2 separate regions of the Mus musculus genome follow, and region 1 is linked to region 2. A link is a loop called in an ENCODE intact Hi-C map of the cell type or tissue named here. Cell type or tissue: heart. All regions are shown on one strand. Region 1 has its middle 37 kb from the start of Tnfsf13b. Region 2 overlaps Myo16 (myosin XVI).

Region 1 (8,000 bases), 340 kb after region 2:
AACCTGTCTCCTTCCATCATCAGCCCATCTGCCACCAAGTGATTTTTTGTCCAAACCCATACACAGCCCAGCTTCTGTAGTATGTGTGTTCCCTGAGGCACATACAGGGCTATCCATTTTCCCTGGCTTCCTTCCTCCACCTGTGTGCACCCGACAACAGCTCCCAAACCTCCACCCTGGGCAGTCTCTATGTCCTCTGACTTCAGTGCAAAAGCTGGACATCTCTGCAGCACCCATATCACGCCATGTGCCCATCACATCCGAATGTCCCCACAGAGGGTGACATGGCCGATTGTGTGCCGCATCTCCTAGAAAAGGATCCCGCTGCATTGTTAGAAGAAAGATGAGCAGTGCTGTCTGGAGCTATGAAGGATGAAACTCTAGTGATTGTTTCTACTTTTAATTGACTCACAGTAGTGCCAGTATGAGGGCACAGTGGAGACTTCAGCCCTCATATACAGTGACTAACAGCTGGACGACCTGTGTTTCCAGCTTCCTGCAAACACGCCATTTCTCCCAGTTCTTCAGAAGATACATAACAAACCACTGTAAACTGCTGTCACCTCAGCAGCAGCAGAACACTAGAACCTGCTCCTTTCTAGCTACATTTTGGTGCTTAGCCCCTCCACCTCCAGCACCATCCTCCTCCACTCTGTCCTTGGATCACCCTGTGATGTGATAAAACCTCTGGCAAAAAGCAACTTGGGGAGCAAAGGGTTTATATGGATTACACCCCTCAGTTATAAATATTCATGAGGCAAATAAAATATTTATCTCCCCTTGACCTAACTATAGTCCAACATAAAAATATTTTCCATTCAGTGTCTTTTAAAATATAAACTTTATACACATTTATGTAGAGCCTGTGTTGTTTTAATACACATAGTCTTTATGAATGTCCAAGTCCACCTACACAAACCTGTCTGTCTACATGTTTATCTTTCCCTTGTGGTAAAAATGCTCAGATTCTTTTTTGTAGATTCTTTTAAATACTCCATAGAGTATTATTAACCATAGTCATACTAGTGTGCATACCACGGTCACAGTAACACTAGTGTGCACACCACAGTCACACTAATGTGCACACTACAGCCACAGTAGTGTGCACACTATAGTCACACTATGTGCACACAATAGTCATTCCACTGTGCAGACCAGTCACACTACTGTGCATAACACAGTCACTCTACTGTGCACACCATAATCACACTACTGTGCATCCCATAGTCACACTAGTGTGCATTCAACAATCACTCCACTGTGCACACCACTATAAAGATCATAATCACTATACTGTGCACACCACAGTCACACTACTGTGCACACCATAGTCACACTATGTGCACACCAGTCACTCCACTGTGTGCACACCACAGTCACACACTGTGCTCACCATAGTCATACTATGTGCACACCACATGTGCTCAGTACCATGCAGCAGCCTTTGTCCATGCCTAGCTCTGCCCCATTCCAGCTTCTGATAACTGTCACTCTACCCTTATCCTTGTGCACGAGTGAGTGCCAAATTCCACACATGAAGTGATTGAGAAATATTTCCTATATAAGCTCATAACCCTGGCAGGAGAAACATGTTCTACTGTCCACAGTGTGAGTTTTCTGTTGTACAGTGTGTAGAATGGAAAGTTCAACAAAGTCCGTAATAGTGGGAAGCTGTTTGTATCATATTTAATTTATTTCCTAGAACAAGTGCATAAGTGCATGTGGTCAAGTCTGAGAGCTTCCAGGAACCCTAGACATTGCCTCTGTGTCTCTATAAGGAATAAAAATCTCCAAACAGATGCATAGTGGAGAAGAAACTCAGGGAGAGAAATAACAACCTATGAGCATCCCAAGTCAGAATGAGCCCTACACTGGCCAAGACAAGAGCCTTGACCTCCCAGAAGTGCGGCTTTTGATGTCTGTCCACATGCCTATGTTTGCACTCACTGTTCTCCTACAGGGCAAAGATGCTCCAATTTCAAGATATAAGGAGTCCAACTCAAAGCAAAAAGAGAACAACCACAAATATCCTGTTGCCTACAGGCCAGGCTCATGGCAACCTTTCTCGTAGGAAAGTGTCTTTAATATTTGCTCACTGGAGATGATGTATGCTTGGATGCATATTTTCCAAGATTATTGATAGAAACCAGAAGAATCAATCTCATGATTCATTGCAGAAATATTTTTGGTGTAAAAGAAAGTGTTAAGTGCTCGATGGTTGGATACAGAGAAGAAGGCATGGTGTGTGTGGTATTGCAAGAAGGGAGTGCTGTCCTGGGTGTCCTGGGTCCTGGAATGACAAGGAAGCGTGGATGGGAGGGACATGAGGCCCACGGGTTTGTTTATAGGTCAGACTGTGATAGGTGACCTTACTAGCCTTTAGAACATCGAAAGTTGAAATGTCAAGGGAAATGGGCTTTCAATTGGACATGGAGTTCGTAGGACTCACCACAGGTCTTACAGTCCTTAATGGAAGCACAAAAGAATTAATTATGGTATGCAATCTGACCGTGGGCTGCAAATATTAATTTGGGTCATTCCTAAGGATGTGACCTACTATGGAGGTGGCTACACAAGCCACTGTTAATTACCAAACAAAGTCGTAAACCAAGGCATTTATAAACCAAGGCATATGCCACATACAGGCAGGGACCACGGGTGGCAGAGCAGCTACAAAGAGGGGGAACTGCTGTAGGTTTCAGATGCTGTCTGACATATCCTTAGCTTGTTGCTGGTGGAAGTACATTCTCTTCAATGAATGAATATTTAATGTTTTAGTAGTCACAAAAGGTTTGGTCAGACATGGGAGTGAGCAATGAGTTTTTTTGTGTGACTGAAATAGCTGAAGATAATTTGGCCCTGGTCTACACAGTGTTAAATGTCAACACTCACAATGTTTAGTCTCTTGGCCTTATAGACTCTTCAGCAAAACAGAGTGGCTTTTATTTCTGGAAGCTTTAGCTAGACTCCTTTTGCACTGGGGGCTATGGTTGTGCAAGGTCTTGTCGTTGTAAGTGGTTTGATACAATAGAACTTCATGCAAAGATGGACAGTAGAAGATGTGGCGACATCTCGGTTTTACAGTGCCCGGGGAATATACCTTAAGGAACATTCATGGCGTATGTTGGGTAGCTTATTGTTCCTTTTCGTAGTCTTACAATTTTTACCATTTGCTTAATTGTAGTTAATAAAGCAGACGTTTTCATTAGATGTTCGCGTGCTTCCCTCTAGTGGTTGCATGTGTGAGCAACAGGACAAAGGAAGGCACTTGTATGACATGGCTACACTAATTACACACACATACAGGCATGCACGTGCATACACACATTCACGCATACACACACAGAGGAAAAGAAAAAAAATACCCGATTCACCTCACCCACTCAACAAAACATCTGACCATCCCTCCCTAACATTGTCAAGCTGCAAAAACTGGGGAAAAACAGAAGTATCGTTGCCATCTTCCTCCCCAATCATGCCTGCCCTGTACGCTCAAGTCCTGAATATTCTAAAGCAATTATATGACACTACGAGTAACACTGTATCTATATTAAAATTACATATAAAATTAAGATGTACCAAATGTAATGGGATTTCTATCATATCCCAAAAAACAGTCTAAAAACAAAAGAAGAAAAATCCAAAAGGTCTGCCTTCTCCTGCTCCTGTACATTCAATCCTATTCCACTCTTTAAATACTGAAAACGCTGTATCTTACTCCCTTCCTCTCTCCTCTCTCCGCCCATCTTCTCTTTTGATGGCTTTATTTGGACATGAGTACTGTGATGAGAGTATAAAGTGCCTTTAGTCTCATGTTTTGAACACTGGCCACAGCTTGCAATACTATTTTGAACTATATTATAGGGACTACAGGAAGTTCAACATGGCTGACTGGACTAGATCACTAGGGAAATGTTTACAGGCTACATGTCATGGCTGTGGCCAGGCTCTCTGCTCCCAGACCTGTGCTATGTGAGCACCAGTCGCCTTTCTCAGTCTCCTCCTGCAACACCGTTAGCAGGATGGGCTGAGCTTTCTCCTCAACCAGGAGTCAAGATGAAACCTCGGTCATACATCTTGCCACAATGATAACACAAGTAACTAATATAGACGATTAATATCAGAAAATTGAGGTTATTGATAAATGAAGCCGGACCAAGAGAGGTTTGAACCCTGGGAGATGATTTTTAGGAGGGATTTGAAAGAGATTGGAACTGAGGACTACAGATGTCCTAGATACACTAGTCTTCACTTAGTGGGGGGATGCTGCTGGGAGTCTGGAATCCCAGAATGCCTGAAGAATGGTGGGCCACAAAGACAGCACCCGTGAGGTTTCGGTGGGAACCGAACTCTATTGAAGACTGGACTCTAGACTGTGTATGTCACATTTGTGCAAAGAACCAAGCTACATTTTCCCCTGTGTCCTCAAAGTTGAGTGAGTGTGAACTCTATGGAATTGTTTTGTAGCGGAAGTTTTGACACAGCATAGCATGTGGGCTTCAGCATTGTCATTTCCCAGAGCTTTAAGCCAAACTGACACCAAGATTCAGGACTAAAGATCAGAAAAAGATTTGAGCGCACGCCTTTAATCCCAGCACTCGGGAAGCAGAGGCAGGCGGATTTCTGAGTTCGAGGCCAGCCTGGTCTACAAAGTGAGTTCCAGGACAACCAGGGCTACACAGAGAAACCCTGTCTCGAAAAACCAAGAGAAAAGAAAGAAAGAAAGAAAGAAAGAAAGAAAGAAAGAAAGAAAGAAAGGAAGGAAGGAAGGAAGGAAGGAAGGAAGGAAGGAAGGAAGGAAGGAAGGAAGAAAGAAAGAAAGAAAGAAAGAAAGAAAGAAAGAAAGAAAGAAAGAAAGAAAGAAAGAAAGAAAGAAAGAATTGAAAATGTACAGTGTGAAAGGAGAGTGTCATTGTGGACAAAGCAGATGCAGATAAAATGGCTTTAACTGGCAAAAAGATCAGCACCATTAAACAGAAGATACACAAGGTACTCAGAGACCGGTACAGCCATGGTCCAAGGGACCAGTCACATCTTGGGGTGGCTGCAGAGGCTGGCATTTTCTGTGTGCTGACACCATAGAAGTACTGGGTCAAGATAAAGGCCAGTGTGGATGGAGCACAAGTGGAGTCTGCATATCAGGGGTCCCTTGCAGCATATGCATGGGGCTTTGCATAAAATCTATGTTTGCAATATGGATAGGAGGATGTTGAGAACTGGAATACCTGCCATGGAAAGCTGCAGATACCATGTGGAGCTAGCCCAAGGCATGGTGTGCTGAACAAAGCAAGGCTCCTCAAGCCTGTGGTGGATCGCATTGTGGTAACTTGTGCCACAGAACCACGCCCAGGGCTACAAGATTTAACATTTGTCCTGTTTTGACTTTGTTTGGTCCAATATTTCCTTGCTTCCTCCAATCCCTCCCTTTGGGAATGCTGCTCAGTGCTACCGTATACTAGAAGATCATTTTATGAAGCCAAGTAGCTCAGGTATTGTCTTGAGACTCAGTAGAGACTTTGAACATTGGATATTTGGGTGAGCTGGAGTTTTTATTAATATAGTGGGAACTCTCAGATTTGGATTAGTGGAACTTCTCATTATTAGACAATCATGAGCCTTCAGGGGCAAGAGACAGAAGACTGTGATCTGAGTCTGAAATGTGCCCTACCAAACTCATATTTGGAATGCTAAATTCCCAGCTTCCAGTGCCATTTTTGAAAGCTGTGGAATCACTAAGTGGGGCCTGCAGGGTCAGCAGAAGTCAGCAGAGCCTTTGATGATTCCGGATGAGACCAGTTCTTTGCTCCTGCTGGACCGCACATCAGTAAGGAGTGGAACCTACCTGTCCTGCTCGCCATGATAAACGCAAATCCCTCTGAAACCAAGAGCCCGATTCCAGTTAAAGTCTTTGCTTGTACACACTAGAAAGGGATGTGCCCTTCTGAAGTTTCTGCCACCCTACCTCCCCTGCCATGTGGGATGAAAGTTCTCTGAAGCTGTCCCCAGAATAAACTTGACCTGTCTTGTTTTTCTCTTGTATTTCACCACAGCAACATGAAAGTAACGCCAGCACAAGTGGTAGCCCAAGGTCCTCCTCTCTCTCCACACACTGGCTTTCCAGGCACTCTCTACTCTGTCACTGGACATTTACAAGTTTTTCACTGGCACATAATTATCTCTTAGACAAGTCTGAGTACTAGATAAAACTCTGCATCCGAGCTGAAGCCCTTCCATTTCTAATAATATGAAAGGAAGCCATGGCTGCCTCTTGATAAGGAATGGCTGTAATATGATAGGGAAGCTGACCTTAAACTTGGGACACAGAATCCAAACATGTACTTGTTACGTGATTTCACATTTCTGCCTGTCTGGCATCTGGGGCTGGGACTGTTCAGAACACTCCCTTAGCATGAGGGAGAGCCTGGGTTTGATCTTCAGCAGCTTCCACCACTGCCAAGGGACCTCTCACCTGGTTTGCCTCCTCTCTGGCCTCAGTCTCAACTCTGTTTCTGGCTGGACCATCCACTTTCTCAGAAGAAATGTAGGGTTAGCAAATGTCTTTCCAATCATCAAGACAAGTTACACATTTGAGATTTTTCTGAGGTGTCTGTGACTCCACTGTGTACACTCAACATGTACACACACATGCACATACATGTTCAATACACTCACATGTGCATACACACACACACACTATATATATATATATATATATATATATATATATATATATATATAGTAAGAAGCACATAGACACAGCAGGATCTGGGATGTGGCGAGATGAAACTCCAAAGATGCCAATCATGATTGAGTTCCCACCAGAAGATAAGGGTTTCCCTTGCTGTGTGAACAGATTGACTTCTATGGGTCTCCACTCTCACCCTTGACTTCTGTGACTGGCCAAACAGATTCCTTGATTGATGGTACTTCATTTTAGAAATGCTTTGTTTGTTTTTGCTGTGACATTTGGAAGTGGGTCTGGAAGCCCTCTTAAGTTTGCGGCTCATACTTGGCAAAAAAACCGATCCACTTCTCTTTAATTTCCAGGAGTCACACTGAACACGTTGTGCAATAACTTTATTGGAAATGAGAAATTTATGTGGATGAGCTGACTTTCCCACCCTCTCTGCTGCGTTGCTCACACTGAGTGTGTCCCCCACTCCACTGGTGAGCTGGGCCCCAACACAGACTCCCTCCCTAGGGAGAGTCCACAGGAAGACTCAAGGGATTCCTCTTATCTGCAGAAAAGACTGGAGAAGGGTTACACACAGTCACCCAGGGCCTGTCCATACTCACATGGTGATCCAATATACACATTCTTTAGTCTCCAGAAGACCCTTTATCTGGATGCTTGGTCCCCATCCAGCCCCTGATATACAGAACCTACTTGTGCTGTCTCATAATACCAAGATCCTGGATCCTTTCTCTTAGACTATGTTAAATGCCAAGCAACCTTTGACCTACACATGACATTTTTGACACATCTGGACAATCACAAGAAGTGAAGTGCCTTCAGGTGAATAGTTGTACATTTATTTGGAACCATAAGGATACTTCAGTTCCTTCCTTTCTCCCATTGCTCCCTCCTCCCATCATTCCCTCCTTCTCCCATTATTCTCTCCTTCTCCCCATCATTCCTTCCTTCTCCTTCTCCTTCTCTCCTCCCCATGATTTCCCTCCTTCATTCCCATCATTGTCTTCTCCCCCATCATTCCTTCCTTCTTTCTACCTCCAACATTTCCTGCTCTCCCCATTATAACTTCCTTCTTTCTACCCCCATATTTCCCTCCTTCTCCCCAGACCCCTTTCTTACTCAGGGTGCCTAAGGACAATATATTTATTTCTTACTTTTTTGGTATCTATAACTGAATCCCTGACAGGAGCTATTAGGGGAGGGAGCAAGAACACATTTAGACTCATGTTTGAGAGGGCACAGTCCATAACTGACATGTGGAAGAGTTCTTAGAAGCTAGAGTGACTACAGATCCTCAAATTTCAGC
Region 2 (8,000 bases):
AGAAGGACCTCTCAAGTTGGGGGAATGCCAGGGCAGGGAGGGTGGTAACCATAGTGACCCCAGTAGCACGAATGGGGCTGCCAGGGCAGAGATGGTGTTGACCCGAGCTGCAGAGTAGGGCTGTCAAAGCAGGGACTGTGGTTGGCCCAATAGTGAATGGGATGAGCAGGTGCTTAAGGGACAGAGGAACTTGACAAACACAAAGGAACTAAGGAACAGAAGCCAACTCAGTCTTTCCATAGGCTCGGTTGTATAAAACCCTCAGGAGGCCGAGGCAGGGAGGCTGCAAGGTTAAGGACATCTTAGGCTATGAGTTCCAGGGCAGCCTAGACATTTATTCAGATAAAATGCAAAGAAAGGACCAGAGGTGTAGACCAAACTAGCAGCATGCACTGGGTGTTGGATTTATAGTCCTGGGTAGTATGAAAATAAAACAAGATTTAAAAAAAGAAAGAAAGAAAGAAAAAAGAAAAGAATGAAAGACAAAGAAAAGAAACAAAAGAAAAGAAAAGAAAAGAAAAAAAAACCAGAAACAGGTCACGAAAGCACCAGGGAGACAGATAATAGAAACCAAAGCAGCCAGGCTTAACCACTTATGCCAGTGGCAAAGTTCCAACAATTGTGATGCGCGTGCTTAATTTTAAATATATTTGTGGTGGCAGGCAGTTTATTGAAGCCTTGAGAAGCTGGGCTGCAGCTTGTGGGTTAATCAGGACCTGACAACTCATTACTTGCTGAGAAATCTTAGTCTTCACATTTACATGAAAATGACTTAATCAGATTCTCCTCCGTAGATTAGGACTAAATGGGTGTTATCAGAGAATGTGACAGATTCGGGCATAATCGGAAATCTCCACAGGCACTTGGACTGAATTGTCCTGGGCTCTGTATGGGACAGAACAAAATCAATGAGCACATGGGAGGGGGCAGAGGGAGGCCGGGGGTAGGGGGTGGGGGTGGGCAGAGATGGATTTTGAGACTACAGGCTGTCTACATTGTTACTGGCATTAGAAAGCTAACATACAGGAAAGGGTTAGGACAATCTTAACTCATTCTCCATCTAAATGGCATTTTCTGCATCTCTGCAGAAATCGTACACACACAGTTAGGTTAGTGCCCAGAGAGACACTATTAAGTACTAAGTACTAAGTTCTAAGTACTAAGTACTTAGTATGGAGCCATTGGTGTCTTGAGGCAGACTGAGATTTATAAGCAGCTGATCTACAGATCTTGCCGGTTCTGGAAAGATCTCTCCACTCAGTCAGGACAACAGAAAAGGCACAACGAGTGTGAAAATGCAGTCAGAGGAGGAGGAGGACACGACTCTTCTTAACGTACAGACAGGACTTACTGTGGGTATAAGGGGAAAGCAGGTGGAGGGAAAAGCCCAGACTGAACATGTCTGGGAGACTAAACCAGGCCATGAGAGGAGGGGAGAGAGGGAAAGCAAGACAGGAGCCCCTAACCAAAAGGAGCAGCTAGGGCCAAGAGGCCAAGACATCAGAGTACCCACAATGGCTGGATTGTGTTGGGATCAGGCTAAGGGAAGGGAAGGGAAATGCAGCACCCTGGGAGTGAGAGGAGGAGGGGGCAGGGTAAAGAGTGCTGGGAGGGAGCTGGAGGTACTGAGGCATGCTGGGAAAGCTGGCCAGCATCTGCTTTGGTTTGTTAATGGGCACCTCAACTAGCCATTTGTCCCAGGTTCCTGAGACCCAACACATCATTGCGAGCCCTTGTCTATCTGCAGAGTCCTTACTAGCTTACACTTCATTCTGAATTTGGGATTTTGCTAAATATGACTAAGAATGTTCCCAAGAAGAGACTGAACTCTGTGAAGCTCAACCTCAGCCATCGCCACGGCCAGAAGCTTCTAGGGATCCATCACTTGCAGCCTTTGTGGTCCACAGTGGGGACCCAGGGTGCATGGCAGCCCTGTGGTACTCACGTGTATCTGGTCATTTCCAAAGCGCTTCTGAATTTCATACAGCAGGCTGCTGTCATTAAGCTCACTGAGTGTGGCTAGGTCATCGCTGGGAGCTGGAGGCATGACCTGGACCTGTGGGGTGGGACAAAGGCCAGTCTCATCAACTGTGGTCACTTTCTGATCAGCTCTTCACAGGTGCATGTTCCGACTTCAGGAACTTCTCAAAGTTCTGAGACCACGTGGATATGAAACCAATGTTAAAAGGGGAGATGGTTTGAGGAAGAGAGGACCATTCAGATCAGGGTCTGTGTTCCACGTTCCATAACTACAAGTCTCTCTCTTTCTCTCTCTCTCTCTCTCTCTCACACACACACACACACACACACACACACATCACCTTGTGCCAAGTTCCTTATGCCTTGAAGACCACCATCATGTTGACTGACCTTTCTTATCTCCAAATTTTAAGTCAGATCTGTGTGTCCCTAATCTTTGAAGGGATCAAGTTACATTCAAGTATTTGTTAGCTCCCAGAGCTAAGCCTTTGAGACTGTTTTGGGCATAGAAAGGCAAGGGGTTCAGGTTCTGCCTTCTGAGGGGACAGGGTCAGGTTTTCAGGATAGACCCCAGATTTGGGGCTTGTGATTTTTATTCTGTTTTACATCGATTTTAAGATTAAGGTGTCTGTGAGATTAGGTAACTGGCAGAAGGGAAAAAAATAATCACACTCATCCCTTTAAAACCAAGCAATATTTCAATAACTACTTCAAATAGATTATTTCAAGATAAGTATTTCAAATAAATCCAGATGGTTGTGGTCTTTTAATTAGATGGAAACCAGCAGTCTCCAAGTGAGAAATGCACAATGCTTAATCCACCGGGCCCAGAGCGTGCTCTAGTAGCAGATGCTTGACAGATAGTACAGAGCAGCCTTGGCTGAGAAATAGAAGAATCTGTGTAGGGTCCTGAGAGCCCAGGACACACAGGAAACCTAAGCAAGTTTGCTTGTGGTCTCTGTTTCTGACATAGCCTGTGTTCTCCTTGAATTTCATATCTACATTGCACACGTATTATTTATCCTGTGTTCTTTTGCTGAATAATTTAAATATAATCATCACTGTTTATCTGGTGGGAGTTATCTGCAGAGTGAAATCATAACACATCTTAAAACACTAGACTTAAGAATGTGTTCCCCAGAGCTGGTGAATGCATCATAAGACATGCTCTGTCTCTCAGGCTGCACGTTGCCCAAGTACACTAGCAGCGGAGGTGGAGGCTCTGCCTTCAGTATCTCAAGGTCAGGAGGGCACAGTGCTGCATAACCCACTTAGAAGACGCCATGGCTAGGAGTTCCTGGGCATCGGACACTGATCCATTTCTCGACATGAGAACACAGTATCCCAGGGGAAGCATAGTTACTCACTGAAAAACCAAATGGCACAATATTTCTGATCTCAAAATTTCCAACAACCAGCCACCTGACCCTAAGACTCACACTCGACTCATGGGAAGAACTTGGTCCACTGTCAGCTCTGCAGCTGAGCATGGAACTCTGGTGTGCTTAGTTACGCAGCTCAAAAGAGCTCTGTGGCAATGGCCACACTGTCAACTTCCCTGAGGGACATCCTGGAGGGAGGAGGGGGTGGGGAAGTGTGGACATTAGTGGATAGCCCCTTGCTAAATAAAGACACTGTCAGTGAAATGCTTGAGGGAGTTGAGGGCTAAGTAGGAAGAGTAGGAACAGGGTCCACAGACTGAACAGAGACGGGCTCAATCTGAATACTTGTCAGGGTTGATAATTAAAGAAGAGAGAGGGGACATCAGAGGAAAGGACTCTAAGAGGAAACATGGGGAGTAGAAGGTACCTCCCTAGTAGATGCAGCAGATGCTTGCCAAAGGCAGGTCAGAGTGACCAGCCCCATACAGCAGAAGCTGCAGGTAGAGTAATCTGATTCACTACTCAACAGGATTTCAGGCTGATAATGGGGAAAGCTGGTTTTTCTATAGCCACGTGGTTGGTGACTCTTTATTTTCTGGTCCTTACAACCAAACACCAATGAACAATGGCTTAAAAGAAGTATTTGGCCTTAGAAGGCAGAAAAACAGAATCATTGCTGGAAAGGAAGCTGTGGCCGTGAGGGCAGCTTGGTCTACTGCGTCAAGGTGTCAACCAGGAGAGGGGAGAAGGCAGAGCTCAGCTGTCTACCTTCTCGCTCAACAACTTTTATCCAGTTGGATGAAACCACCCACTTATGGGGGATCCTCTCTCTTCAATTACAATTCTCTGGAAAAACCCTCACAGGCATCCCCAGAGGTTTCAAATCCCATTGAGCTGACAGTGAAGACTGACTACCAGAGTAAGCCAGAGTAAGTTGGCCTAATTACCACTGTGTAACAGTCAGAGAAGAGAGGGCAGCGTGCGATAAGCAGCTCCAGGACCACATTCACAAGTTCGCAGTGTTCCTAGCGTTTCTACTCTCTGACAGGCTTTATGCCAGTAGCTTGATGCAAAGACAGAAAAAGAGGATAAAAGGAGATGTTATCTTTCATCTCTCTGTGTTCTCAGTCTGCTGGAGGGGCCAGCAAGTACATAAATAATAAATTACAAGTGTAGAAAATGCACAGAAGTAAGCAGATGTCTGAAAAAGTTTGCTCTGTGGTGATCTAGGCTGCCCTTGTCTGTGGGCTGTGCTCAGGTTGAAAGTGGGAATCATTTGGAAGGACAAGTCTCTTAGGATGAAGGAGAAGAACCAGGATGGTGTGTGGGAAGCCCTTGAGGACTGGTGTGGCTGTGGGTAGAATCAAAGGGTAGCAGGTATGTAGAAGGCATGAAACTGAAGAGGCTAGGAATGGCTGCTCAGTTCCAAGGGTGATGGAAGGGTGCCCAGGGTGTTAAGTGGCTGGAAGAGAAGATTGGCTTTACTTTGTGACAGTGTCCTTTCAGCAGTTGGTAAAGGTAACAGGCAGAGGTGCCAAGGCCACTTAGCAATTGCCCAATGCAGGAGGTTCACAAAGGGAGTCAGGAGAGGAAATAGAGCTGGACATACTCACTATGCTACCTAATTCTTTGTCAACTTGACACGAGCTAGAGTCACCAGAGAGGAGGGAACTGCAACTAAGAAAATTCCTCAATAAGAACGGGTGGTAAGGCATTTTCTTAAATAGTGATAGATGGGGGAAGCCAGTCCATTGTGGGTGGGGCCATCCCTGGGCTGATGGTCCTAGGTTCTATGAAAAAGCAGACTGAGTAAACCAGAGGGAGCAAGCTAGTAAGCAGCACCCCTCAATGGCTACTATATCAGCTCCTGCCTTCAGGAGTCCTGAAGAATCAGGTTCCTGTCCTGTTTGAGTTCTTGCCCTGACTCCCTTCAATGATGGACTAAGACAAAGATGGAAGTGTAGTCGTAGTTGGTCATGGTGTTTGTTATCATGTCAATAGAAACCCTCACTAGGACCAAAAGACAAGGGAGGACTGCTGTGCTCAGTAACTCATTGCTACTATGGATGTTATGTCTTTCTGAGGATTAAGTTAGATTTGTTGAAGGTTTTCTTGTATCAGTGAACTGTTTTGTGTAACAGGAATCTATAAAAAATAAAGATGAAACAGTATATATTTTCTAGAAAGAAAAGAGATCCTAGCAGAAGTCCTTATATGGAGAGATAGCAAATGAAACTTATATGTGCAAGCACCTATAGAGGTCAAAGAGGGTGTGCAAAGTTACAGATGGTTGTGAGCCACTTGATGTGGATGCTGGGAACAGAACCCAGGACCCATTTCTCCCACCTCTATCATCATCAGGATCTTATTTTAAAGTCTTTGTGAGCATCCTACTACTGCCCACAAATACAATCTCATGTATGGTATAGATATTCATAATAAGAATGTAGGTATGGGTATATATATATATGTATAAAGACAGATTAATAGACATATATGATATGATATATTATATAGTACATATGATTGTAAGAATGTGGAACATTCAAAATTAAAGCCCAAACTTTCTGCAAGTTAGTATGCATTTTTAACTCTAAAAACGAGAAAGAGAGAGAGAGAGAGAGAGAGAGAGAGAGAGAGAGAGAGAGAGAGAGAGAGAGAGAAGACCTATTTTACTCAGGGACAAGGCTAGGATGTTCAAGTCAGTTTGTACTGCAAGTAGAGAAAGCATGGCCGGTATTGACAGAGAGCCCACAGGAGCAGTTCTCGGCATCCAGCTGGAAGTGTCCAGGTTCTTGCCCCTAGCCACACATTTGCACTGGGTTGAGGAAAATGTTCTAGAATAGCAGGTGAAACAATGTGCTCGTTGGCTGGCTTACACTAAAACAGTGACTCACGTAGCACCGGAGACCTTCAGGGCGGGCAGCTCCTTGTAGTTATAAAGATTTCACAGTCAACAGAAGAGAGTTCTGATGCTCGATTCTAGGCAGCTTTAGAAGGCATGGGTGCCTTACAGAGATTCTGCACAAGCCAGTTTTTCTATGCCTTTTGCAGAGGATCGATGCAACCAGAGATAGTCACTAACTACCCATCTGTGGAGTTACCCTTTGCTAAAGCTACATTTTACAAAAATCCAGAGGAAGAGGTACTAAGTGGTTTTGTTTTAATTTTCAAAATTTTCTACATTACATACTTATTTCTAAACTGGTACTTTGTACTTTGTTGCGTTGAAAAGTCTTTTCCATGGCTTTTGTATGGAATGTGACTGCATGACCCAGCCATCTATAGCTTGGCTTCTTCTATGAAGAACCGTCCAGTGGCTGATTGCCTGAAGCATCTGTGATCTGGCTTGCAGGGAAAATCTTAATGGGTTTAGTAAGTGTTACAGGTCAGCAATCTAAAATCCCCACCATATCCTCCAAAAAGGAAGGAACAGAAAATGATCATGGTGTTCTTATATCAAGGATACCTAAGAGATGACAGTAAGAACACAGAAACCACCCACAAGGAAGGTCCTGCCGGATGCTGGGAGGCTGCAAAGCCTTCTTAGTTTTAAAGAACATGTTTGAACATAGGTGAGCATAGCTCTGTCGTTCACAAAGCACCAGGCACAGAAAATCATTTACTTCTGTCACAGAAAGGAGAAAACTTAAACTCATAACCGTCCAAAACAGCAAAGCAATCGCCCCTAAATCAGGCATTGAGTCTTAAGTGATCACACACACACACACACACACACACACACACACACACACACACACACACACACACACCATAGCTTCTTTTAAAAAGAAATGCCTCTCAGTGCATCTTTGACCAATGTATATGTATTTGGAGAATTGGAAGAAACAGAAAAAGAGAAAAAAATACTACTTAATGATCAAAGACACCTAAAAATATACTGTAAAATTAAAACTTCTCTAAAATTAAATAGCAATTGTATTTATTAATGACCTACAGTAGAATTGCCACATTGACAGGAATTTTAAACAGACTCTAGCCTATGCACTTTTATTTTGTCTTTGAATAAAAGACAGGTCAGCTTTGAATGCTGTAGGTTTTCCCTGTGACCCTGCGAAGTTACCTGCTCTGGCTTGCCGCAGTTGCTTGTCATGCTGGTCTCAGGAGGGCCATCCTGGGACTCCTGCTTGCACAGACCTTTCGTTGTGTCTTTGAACATAATGTCTTTTTCCAGTAAGCTGTCCTGCTTGGCGATTGGTAGCACCAGGGGACTTCTACAAGAAACAATCAATACCAAAATTAGTTTTCTTCTAACATTGCTGTTTCTATCAAAAGCTACGGGAGCCTGGGCTACAGAAGGTATGTTTACTCAGATAAAAACATGTCCTGTAAGCTGCAGGAAATGTAAAGTTTTCTCTTCAGCCCACCTATCATTTAGATTTACTTCTGAAAAAAAAAAGCATTCATTTTAACTCCAAAAGAAAATGTTTACCAGGATACATTCAACTGTAATAGAAAGATCAATAGGTAATTTAAAAGCTGTTTGAAGTGCACAACTGCACTAGGCGCTGAATTTAAATGTGAAAAGGGATTTGTAAACAAATGAAACAAGTTATACTCATAATTAAAATACAATGGGTATAAGATTTAATGTACAGAGCCATAGGCAATATTTTG

The links. Hi-C counts contacts between places; a loop is a spot of excess contacts. Peaks named below come from ENCODE experiments on the same cell type or tissue, not always from the same donor. Only the 100,000 strongest peaks of a DNase experiment are listed, where the experiment ranks them.
Region 1: a loop joins it to region 2, with 5 times the contacts of the local background. A loop is called at or near these places in 9 of 42 quality-filtered maps.

Annotation. Positions count from the first base shown.
Region 1 is chr8:10,039,314-10,047,313 of GRCm38, reverse strand. No RefSeq gene overlaps it. Among named protein-coding and RNA genes, the nearest start is that of Tnfsf13b, 37 kb to the right of the region's middle. In heart, a CTCF peak has its summit at 3,231 (motif pointing left); a DNase peak (open chromatin) is centred at 6,293; H3K27me3 peaks cover 353 bases.
Region 2 is chr8:10,384,185-10,392,184 of GRCm38, reverse strand. Myo16 (myosin XVI) reads right to left here. Exons shown (of 35, transcript NM_001319151.1): 10 at 7,447-7,597; 11 at 1,946-2,056. Among named protein-coding and RNA genes, the nearest start is that of Gm51561, 42 kb to the left of the region's middle. In heart, no CTCF peak of the experiment used is centred here; a DNase peak (open chromatin) is centred at 4,824.